Regions from separate parts of the Homo sapiens genome. Here region 1 is linked to region 2. Evidence: chromatin contacts called from ENCODE Hi-C or POLR2A ChIA-PET data. All regions are on one chromosome and are shown on one strand. Each heading gives the region's core, a stretch centred on a gene start or an enhancer-like site at or near the end of the contact. The rest is flanking DNA. Distances are from core to core; before and after follow the strand shown.

The links. Hi-C counts contacts between places; a loop is a spot of excess contacts on that map. ChIA-PET counts read pairs that join two places held with the same protein, here RNA polymerase II (POLR2A). Pooled maps may share reads with other maps.
Region 1: a pooled map shows a loop between it and region 2 (11-fold over the local background). The contact joins the promoter of RFXANK here to the promoter of RPL18A in region 2. A Hi-C loop is called at or near these places in 5 of 50 pooled maps. POLR2A ChIA-PET finds 5 or more read pairs at or near these places in 2 of 52 experiments (HEK293T and activated CD8-positive, alpha-beta memory T cell).

Annotation. Positions count from the first base shown.
Region 1 is chr19:19,189,251-19,196,850 of GRCh38, forward strand. RFXANK (regulatory factor X associated ankyrin containing protein) reads left to right here and starts at 3,008. Exons shown (of 10, transcript NM_003721.4): 1 at 3,008-3,304; 2 at 3,710-3,850; 3 at 4,689-4,883. The coding sequence starts at 4,697. It overlaps BORCS8-MEF2B (BORCS8-MEF2B readthrough), which reads right to left and starts at 2,902. Exons shown (of 12, transcript NR_027308.2): 1 at 2,831-2,902. It overlaps BORCS8 (BLOC-1 related complex subunit 8), which reads right to left and starts at 2,902. Exons shown (of 6, transcript NM_001145784.2): 1 at 2,831-2,902. The coding sequence starts at 2,867. RefSeq lists an enhancer at 3,785-3,874 and a silencer at 5,846-5,997.
Region 2 is chr19:17,856,902-17,864,261 of GRCh38, forward strand. It overlaps RPL18A (ribosomal protein L18a), which reads left to right and starts at 3,009. Exons shown (of 5, transcript NM_000980.4): 1 at 3,009-3,073; 2 at 4,392-4,571; 3 at 5,193-5,322; 4 at 6,017-6,126; 5 at 6,270-6,418. The coding sequence starts at 3,056. The coding sequence ends at 6,362. It overlaps SNORA68 (small nucleolar RNA, H/ACA box 68), which reads left to right and starts at 5,687; the gene lies at 5,687-5,819. RefSeq lists enhancers at 2,557-3,292, 2,625-3,004, 4,764-5,500, 5,501-6,235.

The sequences.
Region 1 (7,600 bases), core at 1,758-4,257, 1.3 Mb after region 2:
AGTCTCACCTGTTCTATTATACCACACTGCCCGCACCGGTCCAGGCACAGCGAGGCACGGCCATCTCCTGCCTGGATGCCAGATCCACCTTCTCCCTGGCCTCTCTGCTTCCCCTGCTGCCAACAGTTCAACCTCCATGCAGCACGTGAGGCAAACTCCAAATGAACAAATCATCTATTCCCACCCTTGCTTTAAACTCTTCCATAGCTCCCACCTGCCAGAGAATAAAATCCGCCTTTCTTGCCCTGCATGTTCTGGCTGCTCTTGACCTCCCTGCCTTCCTTGCCCTCCACCCCTGGCTCTTCCTTGGACCTCCCAGCACTGCCCAGAACTTTCTCACTGCCCGAGAGGACAAGGTAGGAGGATCACTTGAGGATAAGAATTTGAGACCAACGCCGGGTGCGGTGGCTCACGCCTGTAATCCCAGCACTTTGGCAGGAGGATGGATTCAGCCTAGGAGTTCAAGACCAGCCTGGGAGACATGGCGAAACCCCACCTCTATAAAAAATTGCAAAAATAAGCTGGTCATGGTGATCTATACCTGTAGTCCCAGCTACTCAGGAGGCTGAGGTGGGAGGACTGCTTGGGTCTGACAAGTGGAGGCTGCAGTGAGCCATGATCATACCACTGCACTCCAGTCTGGGCAAAAGAGTGAGACTCTGTCCCAAAAAAAAAAAAATTAAATGCCCGTATGTGACCAGTTGCTCCTTTATTCATTACAGCAGAGCTCTAAACACTTGGTCACCTCAAGGCCTTTGCACTTGGTATTCCCACCTGGAGACACCATTCCGTCACTGGCTCTCCTTCATCCCTCAGGTCTGCTCAAATGTCACCTCCTGGGCAAGACCCTCCCTGACTACCAAGCTTAAAAGATGACCCCTCCACCTCACGGAGGACCTTGGCAGGCATTTTGTTCCTTTCTCTTAATACCAATTTCAACTGATTAGGTTACATGTTCACAGGAAAAGTTAAAAGCTTGGACTTGGGAGAGCAGAGCTTCTCTGAGCCTCAGCTTCCTCATCCACAAAAAAAGAATAACAGCACCAGCCTCAAAGTTTGCTACAGAGATGAATCCAATGCCATCACCAGGGTGACTGCTCAGGAGAGAGAACCCAGGCGTGTCTGGGAGTCAAAGGAGGCTAACACAAGTCTCTCCATCTCACCACTGTGCCTTGAGTGGCAGAGCCCAGCCTGCCACCTCCAAACTGTGTGACCTCTTACCAGATAGGCCTCCTCGCTTTGAATGTGAGCATAACGGCCAGGGGCGGTGGCCCACGCCTGTAATTCCAGAACTTTGGGAGGCCGAAGCGGGAGGATCACCTGAGGTTGGGAGTTCGACACCAGCCTGACCAACGTGGAGAAACCCCGTTTCTACTGAAAATACAAAATTAGCCAGGCATGGTGGTGCATGCCTGTAATCCCAGCTATTCGGGAGGCTGAGGCAGGAGAAACACTTGAACCCGGGAGGCGGAGGTTGCCGTGAGCCATGATCACGCCATTGCACTCCAGCCTTGGCAACAAGAGCAAAACTCCGTCTCAAATAAAAAAAAAGAAGAAGAAAGGTGAGCATAACAGACAAGGCACGGTGGCTCATGCCTCATACTCATGCCCTCCGTTATCCATGGTTCCCGAATCTGTGGATTCAACCAACCGTGGATGGAAAATAGGAAAAAAAAAATTCCACAAAGTTTCAAAAAGCAAAACTTCAATCTGCCCTACACGAAGCACTTCTTTGAATCCATGTGAATGAAGTGATGTGTAGGCCTGTATTATGTATTCTAGATGTGAGTAATCTAGGGTGATTTAAAGTATAGGGGATTAGCTGGGTGCAGTGGTTCACACCTGTAATCCCAGCACTTTGGGAGGCCAAGGTGGGTGGATCACTCGAGGTCAGGAGTTCGAGACTAGCCTGAGCAACAAGGTGAAACCCCGTCTCTACTAAAAATACAAAAAAATTAGCTGGGCATGGGGGTGTGTGCCTGTAATCCTAGCTACTCAGGGGGCTGAGGTTGCAGTGAGCTGAGATCCCCCCACGGCACTCCAGCCTGGGTGACAGAGCGAGACTCCGTCAAAAAAAAAAAAAATTAAAGAATTAGCCTGATGTGGTGGTGTGCACTTGTAGTCCCAGCTACTGGAGAAGCTGAGGCAAGAGGATCGCCCGCGCCAGAGAGATCGAGGCTACAGTGAGCCATGATCGCGCCACCGCACCCCAGCCTGGGCGACAGTGTGATACCTTGTCTCAAAAAAAAAAAAAAAAAAGGAAACAAGACGCACAGCGATTACTACGCCCCGGGGATTCTTCCAATGCATTACAAATATCAGGTTGTTGAGTTTTTTTTTTTTAGACAGGGTCTCACTTGTCACCCAGGCTGGGGGTGCAGTGGCACGACCGTAGCCCACTGCAGTGCAGCCTTGACCTCCCGGGCTCAAGCAATCCTCCCACCTTAGCCGCCCAAGTAGCTGGGACCACAGGCGTGCGCCACCACGCCCGGCTAATTTTTGTATTTTTTTAGAGACGAGATCTCACTATGTCACCTAGGCTGGTCTCGGGCTCAAGCGATCCTCCCGCCTAGGCCTCCCAAAGTGCTGGGATTACAAAGCCACCACTCCCAGCCTCAGCTACTGAATTCTTGAAACAATCCTGGGGGGACCGGTAATTAAAGCAGACACGGAGCCTTTCTACAGGTTTCAAAACTAGTCAGCGGCAGAGCTGGGATTGGACGGCAGTTCAATCACTGCTCCTCGCACGGTCCCTCCGCGCCCGGCCTTTGTCAGGCCGCCCCTCCACAAGTTACCGGCCCCCTCTGTCCCGCCCGCAGGCCCGCACCACCTTTCTTCCCCTTGAGCTGCATCTCCGGCTCCTCCATAGCGACCGCGGCCGAGCGAACCGGGAAACGGCACCGGAAGCCCGGAGGTTGGGACGCCCGCCTAAGCCTTCCCTGCTGAAACCGGACGCCGCACGGCTCCTGTTCCGGTGTCAGAGGGCCCGCCCTCCCCGCTCCTCAGTCTTTGCGGACAAGAAAGGGGCTGTGTGAGACGCAGGGAAGGAGGCACACCCGGGGGTGGCGCAGTGAGGAGGGGGCGCGACGGCCAGGAGGCTGGTGGAGCGACACCCAGGCAGGAGAGGGGGAAGAACTCTCTCCCTTTCTGAACCCCCTTTTCCTTGAGAGACGAGTTGGGGGAGTCCTCCACGCATTACCCACTCGGGCCGCAAAAACTCCCTTCTTTAGCCCTCTGCCCCCGCCCTTGCTTATAAGCCTTTGAGACCGCAGAAGGGACCTTGTTGTGGAACGGGACGGCCAAGGTACGCTGCCCCTTTAAGTTCCAGACGCCCCGCGTACTTCCCCTACTTCTTCTTCTTGAGATAGCCCCGCCCATCTACCCGAAGCCGGAGCCAATTGGCTCCCTCTGGAAAAATCTGTGGGCAGGGTAAAGGTGAGCGGGCGCAGGCGTAGTGAAATTCTCAGAGCCCTTTAGGCCCCGCCCATTCCCTCCGAGTCGGTGAGGAGGGGAAAAGAAGGCGCAGGCGCAACTGCCCTCCCAGGACCCCAGCGGAACCCACGCCCTCCCCTAAGTCTTAAAGGGCCAGAGGCAGCACTTACTGCCCGGGCCCTTCCTCACTTTTGGGGGGCGGGGGTGCGCAAGCGCAGTGGGGGAGCTCTGGGGTGGGGGTAGCGGTCGAGTATCAAGTTGCTTTCTGTCCCGGCAGAGGAAGCCAGATCGCTGAGGGTCCGGTCTCCAGTTTGCCTCCTGCTATATCCATTGGAAGAGAAAAGTTTGTGACTTGGGCCCCCAAGTTTTGAGAGAACTGGGCTTTCGGCGCGGGGGGACAGAGGAGGCTCGTGGGGAGGTGAGTGGACCTCCTGGATCGATTTAGGAGGCTCGGGTGGGACTGGGACCAATCGCACCTTTGTTGAGCCGTCACTCATTATGGGGAGCCCCTCCCAACAACCATAGCGAATATTTATTGAGCTCCACGCTTAGCAGATCCCCCGATAAGCTATGTACAGACATAATTCGTTGTAGGTCTCATTTCCACATTTTGTCGTGGAGGAAACTGAGGCTCAAAGGTTAAGTCACGTGCCCAAGTTCTCACGGCCTATAAATTGAGGGATTCGAACCCAGACAGCTGACCCCAGAGCCCCGGCTTTTTTTTCCTTTCTTTTTTTTTTTTTTTTTTTTTTTTGAGACAGAGTCTTGCTCTGTCGCCCCAGCTACAGTGCAGTGGTGCGATCTCTGCTCACCGCAACCTCCACCTCCCGAGTTCAAGCAATTCTGCCTCAGCCTCCCGAGTAGCTGGGATCACAGGCGCCCGCCACCGCGCTTGGCTAATTTTTGTATTTTTAGTACAGATGGGGTTTCACCATGGTGGCCAGCCTGGTCTCGAACTCCTGACCTCATGATCCACCCTCCTCGGCCTCCCAAAGTGCTGGGATTACAGCCGTGAGCCACTGTGCCCTGCCAGAGCCCAGGCTCTTAAACATTGCACATTGTAGGTGCTTTGGTGGTGGGGAATGGTAGACCTCGAAAGCAGTTGGACTCTGGTTTTCATTTCCCTGGCTCTGGTAATTAACCTGGACCTCAGTTTACCCACCCTCACAGTGCAAGGCTAGGTATGCAGTCGGTGCCTACTTTATTATAACTGTTGATAATTATTGTCATCTCTCCCCTTCTGACACCTCCGCCAGCTTTCCCCATGGAGCTTACCCAGCCTGCAGAAGACCTCATCCAGACCCAGCAGACCCCTGCCTCAGAACTTGGGGACCCTGAAGACCCCGGAGAGGAGGCTGCAGATGGCTCAGACACTGTGGTCCTCAGTCTCTTTCCCTGCACCCCTGAGCCTGTGAATCCTGAACCGGATGCCAGTGTTTCCTCTCCACAGGGTAGGATACCTCCTCTGGGATTAGCCCTCTGGGATTCCATGATGATGGAATGTCAGGCCTCACATGGAACCTGTGTCTTGCTTTCGTTTTTGTTTTGTTTTGTTTTGTTGTTTTTTGAGATGGAGTTTTGCTCTTGTTGCCCATGCTGGAGTGCAATGGCGTGATCTCAGCTCACTGCAACCTCTGCCTCCTGGGTTCAACTGATTCTCCTGTCTCAGCCTCCTGAGTAGCTGGGATTACAGGCTTCCGCCACTACGCCCAGCTAATTTTTTGGGTATTTTTAGTAGAGACGGGGTTTCACCATGTTGGCCAGGCTGGTCTTGAACTCCTGACCTCAGGTGATCCGCCCACCTCGGCCTCCCAAAGTGCTGGGATTACAGGCATGAGCCACTGTGCCCGGCCTGTTTTTGTTTTTTGATACAGGGTCTCGCTCTGTTACTAAGGCTGGAGTGCAGTGATGCAATCATAGTTCACTGCAGCCTCAACTTCCTGGGCTGAAGCCATCACTCAGCCTCCCTAGGAGCTGGGACTATAGGCATGCAACCACACCTGGCTAATTTTTTTTTTTTTTTTGGGAGGCTGGTCTCCACCTCCTGGGCTCAAGTGATCTGCAGGCCTCCACTTCCGAAAGTGCTGGGATTACAGGTGTGAGCCACAGTGCCCGGCCCTTCACACCTGTTTTTAACTCTTTGAGGGTAGATAGCTAGGAGTGAAATTACTGGGTCAGATGGTCATCCTGTTTTACTTACTGAGGAACTGAGGATTTATTTTTGATTGGAGTCCAAGAATATGCCTAATTTAGTTCCCTCCCACGACCTTTGTTGCTGCCACTCCTGTCTGGAATGCTCTTCCTACACTTCTTCCTATAGCTGACTCCCCTCCCCTCCCTCCCTTCCCGCCTCCGTTTTTTTTTTCTTTCTTTCTTTCTTTTTTTGAGATGGAGTCTCGCTCTGTCGCCCAGGCTGGAGTGCATGGAGTGCAGTGGCGCAATCTTGGCTCACTGCAAGCTCCACCTCCCGTGTTCACGCCATTCTCCTGCTTCAGCCTCCCGAGTAGCTGGGACTACAGTCCGTTTTTTTTTTTTTTTTTAAATGGAGGTTTGCTTTTGTTGCCCAGGCTCCCTCCCCTCCCCTCGCCTCCCCTCCCCTCCTTTCCCCTCTCCCCACTCTCGAGACGCCTCCTGGATCCCCTCTCTTCTTGAGACAGAATCTTGCTCTGTTGTCCAGGGTGGAGTGCAGTGGCACTATCTTGACTCACTGCAACTCCCTCTCCTGGGTTAAGGTGATTCTCCTGCCTCAGCCTCCCAAGTAGCTGGCATGCACCACCACATCCAGCTAATTTTTGTGTTTTTAGTAGAGATGGAGTTTTGCCATGTTGCCCAGGCTGGTCTCGAACTCCTGACCTCAGGTGATTGCCCGCCTCGGCCTCCCAAAGTGCTGGGATTACAGGCGTGAGCCACCGCGCCCAGTCCCTGTAGCGGATTTCTTTGACTTCCTAAGATCTCGGTGGTGTCACCTTGGGGAGGCCCTCCTGTTACCACCTTGTCTAAGAAGGACTTATTCCTTGTGCTCCGTTCTTTTCATCCTCTTCTACCTGCTTTTAAATTTTTTTTTTTTTTTTTTTTTTTGAGATGGAGTCTCACTCTTGTTGCCCAGGCTGGAGTGCAGTGGCGTGATCTCTCTCACTGCAACCTCCACCTCCTGGATTCAAGCGATTCTCCTGCCTCAGCCTCCCGAGTAGCTGGGATTACAGGCATCTGCCACCATGCATGGCTAATTTTGTGTTTTTAGTAGAGGTGGAATTTCACCATGTTAGTCAGGCTGGTCTCAAACTCCTGACCTCAGGTGATCCACCCACCTCAGCCTCCCAAAGTGCTGGGATTACAGGCATGAGCCACTGTGCCCGGCCTTAAGTTCTTTTGAACACTTATTTCAACTTGAAGTTTTTTATTATTTCTCTATGTCTGATGCACCTACTTGACCCCCGACTCCCTAGAGGGCAAAAACTATGTCTTGTTTGCTCAGAACATTGCCAGGCAGGGAGGAGAAAGATGCACCCTGGGTATTCAAGAGAGTAGAGTGAGTGAATGGTGGAGTCCCAGGCACTGCCTTTGGTAGCTCCAAGACCCCAGGGAGATACCGAAGGCAGTAGCATGGTAGCTCATGCCTGTAATCCCAGCACTTTGGGAGGCCACGGCAGGAGAATTGCTTGAGCCCAGGAGTTTGAGACCAGCCTGGGCGACAGAGCAAGACTCCATCTCTACCAATATATATATATTTTTAATTTGCTGGGTATGGTGGCACCTGTAGTTTCAGCTGCTCAGGAGGCTGAGGTGGGAGGTTGGCTTGAGCCCAGGAGGTTGAGGCTGAAGTGAACTGTGATCACACCACCGCACTCCAGCCTGGACAACAGAGCAAGACTCTGTCTCAAAAAAAAAAAAAACCCCAATAGCTGGGTGTGGTGGCTCATGCCTATAATCCCAGCACTTTGGGAGGCTGAGGCAGGTGGATGATTTGAGGTCAGGAGTTTGAAATTAGCCTGGCCAACATAGCGAAACCCCGTCTCTACTTAAAATACAAAAATTAGCCAGGTGTGGTGGTGGGCGCCTATGATCCCAGCTACTCGGGAGGCTGAGGCACAAGAATCGCTTGAACCCAGGAGGCAGAGGTTGCAGTGAGCCGAGATCACGCCACTGTACTCCAGCCTGGGGGACAGAC
Region 2 (7,360 bases), core at 1,759-4,258:
ACATGGTGAAACCCCATCTCTACTAAAAATACAAAAAATTAGCCGGGCATGGTGGCGGGCACCTGTAGTCCCAGCTACTCGAGGGGGCTGAGGCAGGAGAATGGCATGAACCCGGGAGGCGGAGATTGCAGTGAACTGAGATCACGCCACTGCACTCCAGCCTGGGTGACAGAGTGAGACTCCGTCTCAAAAAATAATAATAATAAATAAATAAAAATAAGATCTGCCAGTGACAGTGGCTCATGCCTGTTATCCCAGCATGTTCGGAGGCCATGACGGGCAGACCACTTGAGGTCAGGAGTTCAAGACCAGCCATAGCCAACATGGCGAAACTCTTGTCTCTACTAAAAATTAAAAAAAAAATTAGCCAGGCATGGTGCCGCACATCTGCAATTTCAGCTACTTGGGAGGCTGAGGCAGGAGAATCATTTGAACCTGGGAGGCAGAGGTTGCAATGAGCCAAGATTGCACCACTGCCCTCCAGCCTGGGTAATGGAGTGAGACCCTGTCTCAAAATAAATAAATAAAAATAAAATGTAGCATAAATGCAAATTTCTTCTCTCTTTGCCTCTTAACATATTTAAAAAGCAATTGTACAAAACTATATATTGGCCGGGCCCGGTGGCTCATGCCTGCAATCCCAGCACTTTGGGAGGCTGAGGTGGGCATATCACCTGAGGTTGGGAGTTCGAGACCAGTCTGGCCAACATGGTGAAACCCCCTCTCTACTAAAAATACAAAACATTAGCCGGGTGTGGTGGTGCACGCCTGTAATCTCAGCTACTCAGGAGGCTGAAGCAGGAGAATTGCTCGAACCTGGGAGGTGGAGGTTGCAGTGAGCCGAGATCATGCCACTGCAATCTAGCCTGGGTGACAGAGCGAGACTCTGTCTCAAAAAAACAAAAAACAAACAAAAAAACAGGCTGGGTGCGGTGGCTCATGCCTGTAATCCCAGCACTTTGGGAGGCCGAGGCGGGTGGGTCACCTGAGGTCAGGAATCTGAGACCAGCCTGGCCAACCCAGTAAAACCCTATCTCTACTAAAAATACAAAAAATTAGCCAGGCGTGGTGGTGCACGCCTGTAGTCCCAGTTACTCGGGAGGCTGAGGCAGGAGAATCGCTTGAACCTGGGAGGCAGAGGTTGCAGTGAGCTGAGATCACGCTGCTGCACTCCAGCCTGGGCGACAGAGCTAAACTCCATCTCAAAACAACAACAACAACAACAACAAACTATATATTAATTGTATTGTTGGGTCTACAATATAGAGAAAGGTAACATATTTGACATTAACGGCACAAAGGAGGTGAAGGGAGCCAAGTTGTACTGGAATAAGAAAATCATTGGGCCGGGCGCGGTGGCTTACGCCTGTAATCCCAACACTTTGGGAGGTGGAGGCAGGCGGATTACCTGAGGTCAGGAGTTCGAGACCAGCCTAACCAACATGGTAAAACCCTGTGTCTACTAAAAATACAAAAATTACCTGGGCATCGTGGCGGGCGCCTGTAATCCCAGCTACTCTGGAGGCTGAGGCGGGAGAATTGCTTGAACCCAGGAGGCAGAGGTTGCAGTGAGCCGAGATAGCGCCACTGCACTCTGGCCTGGGGAAAAGAGTAAGACTCAGTCTCAAAAAATAAAAGAAAAAGAAAAGAAAAGAAAATCACACCCAGTAGTGACTTGAATCCACAAAACCAGATTAAGAGAACCAGAAATGCAAAATAAGAAAATGAAAATAAAAAATTGCATGCTTGCTGTCCTTTATTTTCTTTCTTTCTTTCTTTCTTTTTTTTCTGAGTCGGAGTCTCGCCCTGTCTCCCAGGCTGGAGTGCAATGGCCAGATCTCGGCTTACTACAACCTCCATCTCCCAGGTTCAAGCGATTCTTCTGCCTTAGCCTCCCGAGTAGCTGGGATTACAGGCGCCCGCCACCACGCCCGGCTAATTTTTGTATTTTTAGTAGAGACGGGGTTTCGCCATGTTGGCCAGGCTGGTCTCGAACTCCTGACCTCAAGTGATCCACCCGCCTCGGCCTCCCAAAGTGCTGGGATGACAGGCGTGAGCCACCGCGCCTGGTCTTTTTTTTTTTTTTTTTTTTTTGAGACAGAGTCTCACTCTGTCGCCCAGGCTGGAGTACAGTGGCGCAATCTCGGGTCACTGCAACCTCTGGCTCCTGGGTTCAAACGATTCTCATGCCTCAGCCTCCTGCCTCTTTCCTCTTAATTTTACTTCATAGCCTTGTCATCAGGGAGTTGTTTGCGGGTGTTTCTTTTTTCATATCTGGTCCCCGTCCTCATCCCCAGGAGGGCTTCTTTCTGCCCAAGCAAACTGCTAAGTCCAAGCCCCTCAAAGTGGGCGGCTGGATCTTGATCCATTCTCCGGCTCTCCGCGCGCTCTCCCCCAACCCCTGCTCCCTCAGGTTCTTATGAACTGGAGGCAGACAGACAGAGTTTGAATCCCAGCTACTACGAAACACAAATCGGACCCCAAATTAACAAAAACAGCATTCCAGAGCTTATTCAATATTCGTGCTGCAACATCGCTAGGAGAAAAATATATTATTTGTATTCCCATTTTACAGATACCCTCAGGTATCTGGTGGAGACCTCCGTAACACACCTCCCCGGAGGATGAGGCCCCGAGTGTGAAGCATCGGGATCTCACGGTAAACACCGCAGCCACCCGAGGTAGCTTAGGTTCAATGCTTAGGCATCCTGCAGGCGGCGCGCGCCGCCGCCCCTAGTTGCAGCCGGGACTGGCGGAGTGCCTACAACTCCCGACGTGCCGCGCGCGCAGACGCTCCGTTGCGGTCGTGGTGGAACAGGTGGAGCTTGCCTCGTTGCCTTCTGGGAAACGAAGTCTCGCTGAAGAGAGGCGGAACTTTGAGTAGCAGGTGGATCCATAGCCAATGAAGACGCGGGTCGCTTTGAGTGCGGGGCAGAGAAGCCAATGGACGTGCGGCATTGAGAGGGCGGGTCTTCCGGTAGTGAAGGCCTGGTGAACGGCTGCGCGACAGAGGACACTTCCTTTTGCGGGTGGCGGCGAACGCGGAGAGCACGCCATGAAGGCCTCGGGCACGGTAAGGCGGGCGCGGCGCGGCAGGGGGCCAAGGGATGGGGCACGGGCCCCATCAGGGGCCTGCATAAGTGGCGTGGGCCGGGTTGGTGCCGCGCGCTTCTGTTTGGGCCCCCCTTGGCCGCGCGCCGCCTTCTCTTGTTGCACCCAACATGGCGGCCATCGTGGGAGCCGCGTGGAGAGAGCGATGCGTGACCTGGGCCAGCTCAGGGATCGCGGGGGCCCAAGGACTCCGGGTCTTCTTCCCGGGGGAAGGAATAAGTCGCGCAGCATAGAGGCCCTAGCCCCGGCACCTCGTCGAGCCGCCAAGTTTCTGTTTTCCTTTCTGCAACGTGGACGTGGCGGTAGAGCAATAGTGTGTTTTCTTTCTGCCGGAATGGCTGTGAGAAGCAGATGAAAATTGCTAACAGTGAGCCGAAACGGGGAGCGTGAGGCTTAACGCTGTGGTACATACTGGATAGAATCAAACGGCTCTATGGCGCAGAGATAGGAGAACCTGGACTCCCATGGAGTGGGTGTATTATGTCCAGATCTCCAGCTTCGGTTTCCTTGCTGTCAAAGGGGCGGGCCCCATTGTTCCCTTCCTGAACGTGTGCCGAGGCCGGTGGGTCAGGTTCACAGTAAAAGTAGGAACTGCGATAATTTGTGACTATTTTTCATTGATAACTAGTGAAAAGCTGGCGAGTCAGTTTCAGAGGTGGTTTCTTTGTGCCATATCACAGAGCCTGGACTTGACCAAAGATTCTCACCTCTGCATCTGTAAACCGGGAGTCTTCCCTGGGCCAAACGTTTGGATTGCAGTTGGGAAAACGGAGGCAGCCGCAGCTCGCGTGGCAACAGTGCAGGGATCCCAGGGCTGGGGAGAGACCTGAGGTCTTGTCCTAGTTCTGCCTGGAATGGGCTGTGAGATCCCATGCTGGTCACTGGGCCTCAGGGTGAAAGAAGATGTTGGCTGGATGTTTTGAGGTGCAGAGTGGCTGTTTGACGGCGACTGCAAAGCAATTCAGGACTGCAGCATGAAGAAAGGAGGCTGTGGGTCTAAGCCACAGCTTTCCTGGTCTGAAACCCTTAGCCCAGGCAAAGGAGAGGCAGGCAACTCAATTAATCCTCCCTGGAGACCTCCCTCTCCTCAGTTCATTTTGTGTATAAAGTTGTGGTCGGGAGTGTGACCTACAGTCACCAAGAATCCACATGGAGGCCCTAGGGTGGCCCTGCCTCCTGCTTCCCGAATCTGTGGTCACTAGATGTAGGAAAGGGAGTGAGGTGGATCTCCACAGTTGCCTCTGGGTGCTGGCCTTACCCTCACTCCTGTTTCCTTTCAGCTACGAGAGTACAAGGTAGTGGGTCGCTGCCTGCCCACCCCCAAATGCCACACGCCGCCCCTCTACCGCATGCGAATCTTTGCGCCTAATCATGTCGTCGCCAAGTCCCGCTTCTGGTACTTTGTATCTCAGTTAAAGAAGATGAAGAAGTCTTCAGGGGAGATTGTCTACTGTGGGCAGGTATGGAGAGGCCGGGGCTACGTGGGGTCTGGAGTGGATTTGCGCCTCTTGGGACATCGTGCATCTCAAGAATTAATCAGACATCGAACGGGTGCGGTAGCTCAACGCCTGTAATCCCATCACATCAGACATCAGAGCCCCGGGTTGTGTTTCTGCCTGGGTCACGGGACTGGAGCAGAGCTTATGTGCCATTTCCCTGATTAGAAAGCCAGGGACCCAGGGAGCGGGTGGGTGGCATGGTGGGACACCTTGGTTGGTGCTGTCTTCCCTGGGCCCTGTCTGTTAAGTGAGGAGAGGTGATGGCTATCTGGTCAGTGGGTGGTAGCTAGGTTGGCCCAGACAGGTTCCAGGAGACTTGAGTTCAGGAACTGCATCTGGGGCTGGGTTGGTGTCCGTGGCAGAAGCCTGGACTTCAGGCTGTTGCCATGGGAAGTTCCCTTACCTCACGCTCCCTGAGGATGCCTGAAGGTAGGTGGGGCTGGGAAACTGAGGCACAAGAGTCTGGCCATAGAGTAGGCCTGGAGCCTGGGGTGTGCTTTAGAGGCAGAGGGTTCAGTGAGGATGGGGCTAGGGCACATCGGCTTGCTGCTCTCACATCTCCCTGTGGCCTCTCCTTGGCAGGTGTTTGAGAAGTCCCCCCTGCGGGTGAAGAACTTCGGGATCTGGCTGCGCTATGACTCCCGGAGCGGCACCCACAACATGTACCGGGAATACCGGGACCTGACCACCGCAGGCGCTGTCACCCAGTGCTGTAAGCTGCCTGTCCCGCCTCCAGCTTTTTAGACCCTCCTTGACTCCCTCACACTGAGGCAGGGCAAGTGCCAGAGGTTCCCAGTGCAGGAGAGTCTCAGGACTGGTGGCGGGGCACAGGAAGACAAAAGGATGCCCCAGGCCCCAGATGGCGCTTTTCTGAGAGCCCTGCCAGGCTCGGTTGTAAATCACATCACATCTGGAAACTCCCTTTTTGGGTCTGCACCTTGTTTAGACTGGGATCCACATCACCACTGTTTTCTGGGACCCACTGAGAACCGAATTGAACCCCTGCCTAGTGTTGGGAGCTGGCACCTTTTCCCTGGCTCACCTGCCAGGGTCTGTGAGACCCCCACACCTCCCTGATTGCACCTAAACCCAAGAATCACTGTTTCTTATAGCGGTGGTTTAAACAGAGGTGCAAACAGCAAGCGGATCTTGTCGCCTTTGGGGGGCTGTGGCCGTGCCCCTCAAAGTGAATTTGGAGGTTCCACAACTCTAGTGGCCAGTGACTGCAGGGACCCAGGCCTTGGGCTATCTCGCTTCCCCACCACCACCTTCCCGTGAGCCCCGAGCCCTCAGGCAGTTGCTGTGACCAACAGGATGTGTCAGGTCATTGGGCAGGCACTCAGGAGGTTTGCTGAATGCCCAGAGCCCAGGCAACACCGTCACCCTGGCCCCGCTCCTTTCCACAGACCGAGACATGGGTGCCCGGCACCGCGCCCGAGCCCACTCCATTCAGATCATGAAGGTGGAGGAGATCGCGGCCAGCAAGTGCCGCCGGCCGGCTGTCAAGCAGTTCCACGTGAGTGCCCTGGGGGACTCCCCTGGAGGGAAGTGCCTGCTCTGACGCAGGAGCCCAGTGGGGGGCGGCTACACCTTGGTGGCCCCACAGGATGGGGTGTTAAGAGGCTTCCAACCCCCTCAACATGCCTCCCTTCCTCACAGGACTCCAAGATCAAGTTCCCGCTGCCCCACCGGGTCCTGCGCCGTCAGCACAAGCCACGCTTCACCACCAAGAGGCCCAACACCTTCTTCTAGGTGCAGGGCCCTCGTCCGGGTGTGCCCCAAATAAACTCAGGAACGCCCCGGTGCTCGCCGCATGTTTTCTTTGCACACTGCAGAGCTCAAAGGGGTGCTATGAGAGGCCGGCCCAGTCAGCTCCTGGGGTGCAGCTGAGCTGCCATTTCTTTGTCCTGGGAGGGGTCTTCAGTGCAAACAAACAAACCCTCACATCCTCCTGTCCTGGAGTGGGCCCTCCAGGCGCCCCCACCCCTGAGCTCCCTCTTGCTTGGTCAGTTCTCAGCCCTGCTGGCAGCCCTGGGCTATGAGCTGCAGGGGTACTGTCTGTCCTGGGCCCTAAATCTGTCCCAACTGCCTTGTGAGACACAGGCCTCCCAGGCTCCCCTGCTGAGTCTGGACCAGGGAGAATCTCCCTAGATAGTGGGGTTGGCGTTCACTCCCTGGGGATTCTCCTAAGTCTCTGGTTCCCAAAGTTTTCAGAGTAGACACAAGTGGGCACCCGAGGGGCGCTCTCTGCTGCTTGGGGGCTGTTTCCCTTTCACTGGTTGGGGGCCTCTTAGATGACGCCCTCATCTTGCCCAAGGAGGTCAAGGACTCACCACAGGTACTCATCTCTGGGAAACTGCCTCAGGCCTGGAAAATTCCAGGCATGACACTAATCCCACCCTGGCTGAGTCCTTCTGTCAGGTGGAGGCTAAGCTGGCATTGGAGAAGTTTGAGACACAGCCAAGAGCTCAGGCTCTGGGAGCCTCCCATCCTTTGTTGCGTGACCTTGGGCAGCCCTGTTCTGGGCCAGCGGCCCTTCTGGGGCTTGCTGTCTTGATCTCAACATCGGGTTCCACATTGATGTGGGAAGTGACGCTGTGCAGGTGCTGGGGTCAGCCTATGGGGCCCTCCTTTGTCCCAGAGAGCCCAGGACCAGGAGGAAGCCAGGACTAGGTAGTAGTTACGGCTTTTTGAAACAGGGTCTTGCTCTGTCGCCCTGGCTAGAGTGCAGTGGAGAGATCGTGGCTTAC